Linked DNA regions of Homo sapiens: region 2 is linked to region 1. A link is a contact called in ENCODE Hi-C or POLR2A ChIA-PET data. All regions are on one chromosome and are shown on one strand. The core of a region is the stretch at or near the end of the contact, and the rest is flanking DNA. Distances in the headings are between cores, read along the strand shown. Region 1 has its middle 11 kb from the start of RAB37-AS1. Region 2 overlaps NHERF1 (NHERF family PDZ scaffold protein 1).

What was found. A loop is a pair of places that touch in the nucleus more often than their neighbours do. ChIA-PET counts read pairs that join two places held with the same protein, here RNA polymerase II (POLR2A). Pooled maps may share reads with other maps.
Region 2: a pooled map shows a loop between it and region 1 (2.7-fold over the local background). The contact joins two enhancer-like sites. A Hi-C loop is called at or near these places in 1 of 37 single-sample maps with no recorded cell type and 4 of 50 pooled maps. POLR2A ChIA-PET finds 5 or more read pairs at or near these places in 7 of 52 experiments (CD4-positive, alpha-beta T cell, CD4-positive, alpha-beta memory T cell, GM10248 and 4 more).

What each region holds. Positions count from the first base shown.
Region 1 is chr17:74,687,294-74,690,356 of GRCh38, forward strand. It overlaps a transcript of RAB37 not described here. Among named protein-coding and RNA genes, the nearest start is that of RAB37-AS1, 11 kb to the left of the region's middle. Within about 2 kb of position 1,583, at least 6 of the 41 ENCODE cell types and tissues checked have a DNase peak (open chromatin) inside an H3K27ac peak, as active enhancers do.
Region 2 is chr17:74,759,104-74,762,166 of GRCh38, forward strand. It overlaps NHERF1 (NHERF family PDZ scaffold protein 1), which reads left to right. Exons shown (of 6, transcript NM_004252.5): 2 at 2,909-3,063. Among named protein-coding and RNA genes, the nearest start is that of SLC9A3R1-AS1, 11 kb to the left of the region's middle. RefSeq lists enhancers at 1-484, 485-1,232. Within about 2 kb of position 1,453, at least 22 of the 41 ENCODE cell types and tissues checked have a DNase peak (open chromatin) inside an H3K27ac peak, as active enhancers do.

The DNA of each region.
Region 1 (3,063 bases), core at 333-2,832:
GCTCACTGCAACCTCCATCTCCCAGGTTCAAGCAATTCTCCTTTCTCGGCCTCCCAAGTAGCTGGGATTACAGGGGCCCGCCACCACACCCAGCTAATTTTTGTATTTTTAATAGAGATGGGGTTTCACCATGTTGGCCAAGCTGGTCTCAAACTCCTGACCTCAGGTGATCCACCTGCCTCGGCCTCCCAAAGTGCTGGGATTACAGGCGTGAGCCACCACACCCAGCCAAGTCACCCTTTCTTGATGCAAGAGTTGCAGACCCTCAGGACAGAGCCATGTGAGGATATGGTCACAGTGGACTACTTTGGGGAAGGGGCTTGTGCTGGGGCAGGGGGAATCTGATTGCTTCAAGGGTCCCTTTCACAACTACTGGAGAGCTCCACAGCTCTCATTAGTGACAACCTTCATCAGCCTCCAAACAAAGAGGGTCACTAGAGGCCCTCAGGGGAAGCCTCACTACACCAGCGGAGATGTGATGGAGCGGGTCCATGCCTGGAGAACAGTGTGAACCGGATCCATGGCTGCCAATTCTCAGTCCATACCTAAGTACCAGCCCCTGACAAGTACCAACTGATGTGTAGGAAACGATACACACACATCAGTAGATGTTGGCATAAAGTTACCAACTGTCCTTTCTTAGGAAATACTGTCTATTATCCTGAGACTTGGGGTGCTCAAAGCTCCTTTCTTTTATGAAATTATGGTGACAATGGATTGTTGAATAGAAACTTTGTTAAGCAACCCCTCACTTAACCAACTTATTAGGTCAACCAATACCCTTCAGTCTCTTACTGGAGCACACTGACTAAGCCTGAGGCACAGAGTGCTCACAGCTGGCAGGCTCTTCTCTGCTCTCACAGTTGTGGTACCTGGTTAACAAGAATGCATTTGGGCCCATACTTGCTTATGCTGGTCATACGTGTTAACTAGAATGATGTACTTGAATCAATTCACCTGTAAACAAAGGAATTGGCCGGGCGTGGTGGCTCACGTCTGTAATCCCAGCACTTTGGGAGGCCAAGGCAGGGGGATTACCTGAGGTCAGGAGTTCGAGACCAGCCTGGCCAACATGGTGAAACCCTGTCTCTACTAAAAAATACAAAAAAATTAGCCAGGCATGGTGGCAGGTGCCTGTAATCCCAGCTACTTGGGAGGCTGAGGCAGGAGAATTGCTTGAACCTGGGAGGCTGAGGTTGCAGTGAGCTGAGATCACGCCACGGCACTCCAGCCTGGGTGACAGAGAAAGACTGCACCTCAAAAAAAAAAAAAAGAAAAGAAAAGAAAAAGAAAATACAAAGGAATTTAAACAGAAAGACTATTGACCAATAAAATAAGAGTGTAAAAAAAAAGAGAACGGTTATCTCTACAAAAACTAAACTGCTTTGGAAAGACACTATAAAAGCCTGTCACTTTTTAAAATGCTATCAAATTAGGAATGAATGAGAGAACTGTAAAATATCGGAAAGAAATGCATAAAAATGAAGAAAGATTTTGCAATCAGGTGGCTTCATAAGTTTCTAGAATTTCTTGCTTCATGTTAAAGAAACTGGAACTGAAACCCCAGGATCATGTGTGTGTGGTTTGTGCTTCAGGAAAGGCAATGGGCCCCACTTTTCAGCAGACTTGTAAGCAAAGCAAAGGCTTTAGGTCTACATCAAAATACTTGCTAATAACTACACATTTAGATATTTTAAGTCAAAATAAAACATGTAGAGGAAAAATAGCCTTGGCGCAGTGGCTCAAACCCGTAATCTCAGCACTTTGGAAGGCTGAGGCAGATGGATTACTTGAAGTCAGTTCAAGACCAGCCTGGCCAACATGGTGAAACCCTGTCTCTACTAAAAATACAAAATTAACCAGGTGTGGGCGAGTGTGGTAGCTGACACCTGTAATCCCAGCACTTTGGGAGGTCGAGGTGGGCAGATCACCTGAGGTCAGAAGTTCAAGACCAGCCTGACCAACATGGTGAAGCCCCGTTTCTACTAAAAATACAAAAATTAGCCAGGCATGGTGGCACATGCCTGTAATCCCAGCTACTTGGGAGGCCGAGGCAAGAGAATCGCTTGAAGTCGGGAGGCAGAGGTTGTGGTGAGCCAAGATTGCGCCACTGCACTCCAGCCCGGGTGACAGAGCAAGACTCTGTCTGGAAAAAAAAAGAAAAAAGAAAGAAAGAAAAGAAAAAATACAGTATATCTCTTTTATGAGTTCCGGGTTTAACAAACTTTTTCAATGAACTGACCAATTACCAATTCCTGTGAAATTGAATAAGAATTTACCTACTTGGTTCAGACATATTTGACTTTGGCAAAGAAAACTGAAAAGCTAAAAAAAATGTGCCTACTTGGTAGAATAAAAGGCTGATCACTGTATCTGTCCTTGCCAATCTAAAAAATTTATTGGTACATGAAATCAACCGATTCCAGCAGTCTCCCCTTTCCAAGGCTAAGCAGCTTTGAGCTCTATTTTTCAAGATGTCAAGCAAAGGTAGCCTTTCACCTCACTTGAGTGCAAATTTATCTTACTCATGGATTTTGGAGGTTGCCAACTCAGTAGTTTTTTTTTCTCCCTCAACTACTCTCAAACAGTACTATCTTCTGAAAGCCAATGATATGCACATAGTTCTCAAAAGGAGGCTGTCCAAAGCTTACAGGCTTATCAAGTGGAATCTTTTTTGACATGAGGCCTCACTCTGTCCCTGAGGCTGGTGTGCAGTGGTACCATCTCGGCTCACTGCAGCCTCAACTTCCTACGTTCAAGCGATCCTACCCCCTCAGCCTCTGGAGTAGCTGGGTCTACAGTCGTGCACAACCACACCCAGCTGATTTTTTATTTTTGGTGGAGATATCCTTTTTGTAGGCCTCCCTATGTTGCTCAGGCTGGTCTCAAACTCCTGGGCTCAATCGATCACCCACCTTGGCTTCCCAAAGTGCTGAGATTAGAGGCATGAACCACGATGCCTGGCCTGGAATCTTTAAATATTAATAATTCAAAAACCAAGAAGGGAAGCCCCAGCAACTTTAGATGGCTATAAATAATTAGGCACTCAATCAGGATTGAGTG
Region 2 (3,063 bases), core at 203-2,702, 72 kb after region 1:
GACTTGGGAAGGAGGCTCTGCAGGTGCATCGGAGCTGTCTAAATGCTGGTGGGGTCTACCGGGGGCTTCCCATCTCCTTGTCCAGCCACCCCCTCAGGTCCTGGAGCCGCCACAGAGCCACATCTAGACAGAACAGTGGAGCAGGTCCCAGTGCAGGGGAAGGAAACAGAGGGCACCTGAGCCCCTCAGGCTGGGTACCCTGTTTCCCCTTGAACTGCACGACTTGGTGCTGGCAGAGCGGAGCAAGGCTCAAAGCAGGCCCTGGAGCTTTGGCACCATATGTCACTAGGCGAGGGGCACTGGGCTGAAGATCAGTAAGGGAAGCCCACAGCACAGAGACCAGGGCCAGAGGATGGGCATCCCAAAGGCAGCTAGCACAGCCCTGCCCTGCCAGCCGGGGGGGGCGCCCAGAGCCACCTGCCCCCAGTCCAGCCATGCCCCTGCCCTGTCACCCACACCAGGCTTCATCCCCCAGCTCAGGCTGCAGCTCCAGCTGCGAGAGGCCCTGAGCGCCCGGAAGGAAGGCTGTGGTAGGTTGTGGTTTCTTCAGCTCCCAGCCTACCTCCAGCAGAGGCTGCAGCCGATGCCCTGGAGAGAGCCCCTGTCTGCCCTCTGCTGCCTGACTCCTGTTGGGTCCTCACCTCCCAATGGGTTGCCCCATTCTGGACTTGGATCCTTAAGGAGCACCCTGCAGTGTGGTGGAAGGAGGACAGGTTCCAAGTCAGAGACCAGGGTTGGAGTTCTGGCTGTGTGATGTCAGGCAGTGGGCTCCACATCTCTGAGCCTCAGTTTCCCCATCTCAAAAACAGCTGACAAGCCCCAGTCAGGTTGTTATGGGAAGGTTTTTGGGAGCGCAGGGACGGTGGAGGGAGGTTGGAGGAGGTCACTAGAGCTGCCCCCTGCCTGTCCTGAGATTTCACCCTCCCCACTTTCTCAGGGTGTCTGGCTGAAGCAGAAAGCTGCGCCTGTCCTGGTGACGGCGACTGGTCAGACTTGTTTCTGCTCACCTAGGCGGCCCGGGGGAGGGCCTGGCTGGGAGCTTTGTGGAGGGATTAGCTCTAGGGGAGAAGAGCCTCACTTACTCCCGGAACAAGATCCCACAGGGCTGTGGGAGTGCCGGGGGGTGAGCCTGGGGCAGGTGACAGCCGAACTAGCTGGGAGTGGGCCCTGCAGTGAGGCAGGGGGTGGGCCAGGGAGAACAAGGCAAGAGGAGCTTCATTCAGGGTTCCTGAGCCTTTGTGAGCCACTCACGTTTTTACCACTCACTTAACCGTCTTTGTTGTTGGGGTGAGGGGTCCTCGAGCCTGGATTTGGGTATGAAAACCCAGGCAAGAAAGACCTGCCCAAGCCTTTAAAGGAATGCAAAGTCATCCTCTAGCCACCCCCAGAGATCGAAAGGCTGGGGATTGAGTCTCCTGCAGATGGTGGCGGCCTCCTGGGGCTGGCAAGTTGGGACAGAGGCCCATAAGCCCTCCTGGGCGCGCCTTCCCACCCCTCTCGGCCCTCTCCACTCCCAGCTGGGGATTTGGGTTTCAGAGCAGCCTGGCACACACACCCCCACCCCACCAGAATCTCACTCCCAGCTTCCTATGACTATTCATTAGTATTCACAACAATGGGAAAGTCTGGGTGTGCACAGGGATTTTTTACAGTTAGAAAGTGTTTAAGTCAATGACCTCACTGGGCCTCAGCAACCCTGGGAGGCAGATGGCAGTCAGAATGATCCATAAATGACCTGCCCCAGGTCACACAGCTCCTAAACAGGGGAGCTGGAACCTGGCTGGGAGCCTTGACTATCCACTGCTCATTGTCTGATGTGCTGAGTGATAACACAGGGCCAGCAGGCTGGACAGCAGCCAGTGGCCCTGCACCAGGCCTGGAGGAGGGGGAGAGGGACAGGGACTCAGGCGTAGTCCTTGGGCACAGGCTTCGGCTGCCTACACCCATATTCCCTCCATCATACTGTGTGTCCAGGCCTGCAGCTTCTAAGCTGAGCTGCTTACTTTGGACCAAGCATGTTGGAAACTGTTTTCAGCTGAGTCCAAGCACTCGAAATCTGCGTGTGCCCTTTTAGTAGGTCACACCCTCCAGGCCACAGCCACACTGGGCTCCCTTTAGCCCAGCCCTGCTTTTCCCAGTCCCCTCCCCATTCAGGCTCCTCTGTTTCTGGGGTCTCTGTGCTTCCGTTGCCACCTCTGCCCTTGGGCAGCGGTGTCGGGGGAGGAGGTCCTGGAACGCCTGAGGATGGCCCCGTCTTGTCCAGGTCCCCTTGCTGTGCTGAACAATAAGTTTTTGGTTATCTGCTCCTTCTGGCTCCCTTTTGGCTGGGCCATTCGGCTTGGTGGGGGTGAGAGAGAGTTCGAGTATATGGAGGAAGGCTTTACTGTAAACACACTGACCAGCTTTCAGTAAACACCTGCCTCTTCCTCCCCTGCTGCAGAGAACGGGGTACAAAGGGGCTGGGGGTCCTCAGTCATATGCCCCAGGTCCCCAGCCAGGCTGACGGGTGCCACACTCTGCCCCCTCTCCAGGAGGGCCAGACTGAGCCACCAATGGGGAGGGATAGAGGCCCGATCAACACAGCATGTGATTCACCTTAGACTGTCAGAAGGGACAGGCATGTGAGAGCTAACCTGGTCCTACCCCTCATTTGGCAGAAGAGGAAACTGAGGCTTGGACAGAGCAGTGTTTTATCCACATCACCTAAGCAGTTAGCTGCGGTGCTGGGTATCCACACAAGTCTTTTGAGTCCTGGGCCAGAACCCTCTCAAATTGCTGTGTAGGGATCTAGGCAAATTTGCATCCTCCCAAACCTTCCTTGGTTGGGGAGATGGGGACAGGCAGAGGACAGGGAAGGCAGAACCTGGGGCACTGTGGAATAGCCATGGACCCTCCCCTGTCCCTGCAGCGCGAGCTTCGGCCTCGGCTCTGTACCATGAAGAAGGGCCCCAGTGGCTATGGCTTCAACCTGCACAGCGACAAGTCCAAGCCAGGCCAGTTCATCCGGTCAGTGGACCCAGACTCCCCGGCTGAGGCTTCAGGGCTCCGGGCCCAGGATCGCAT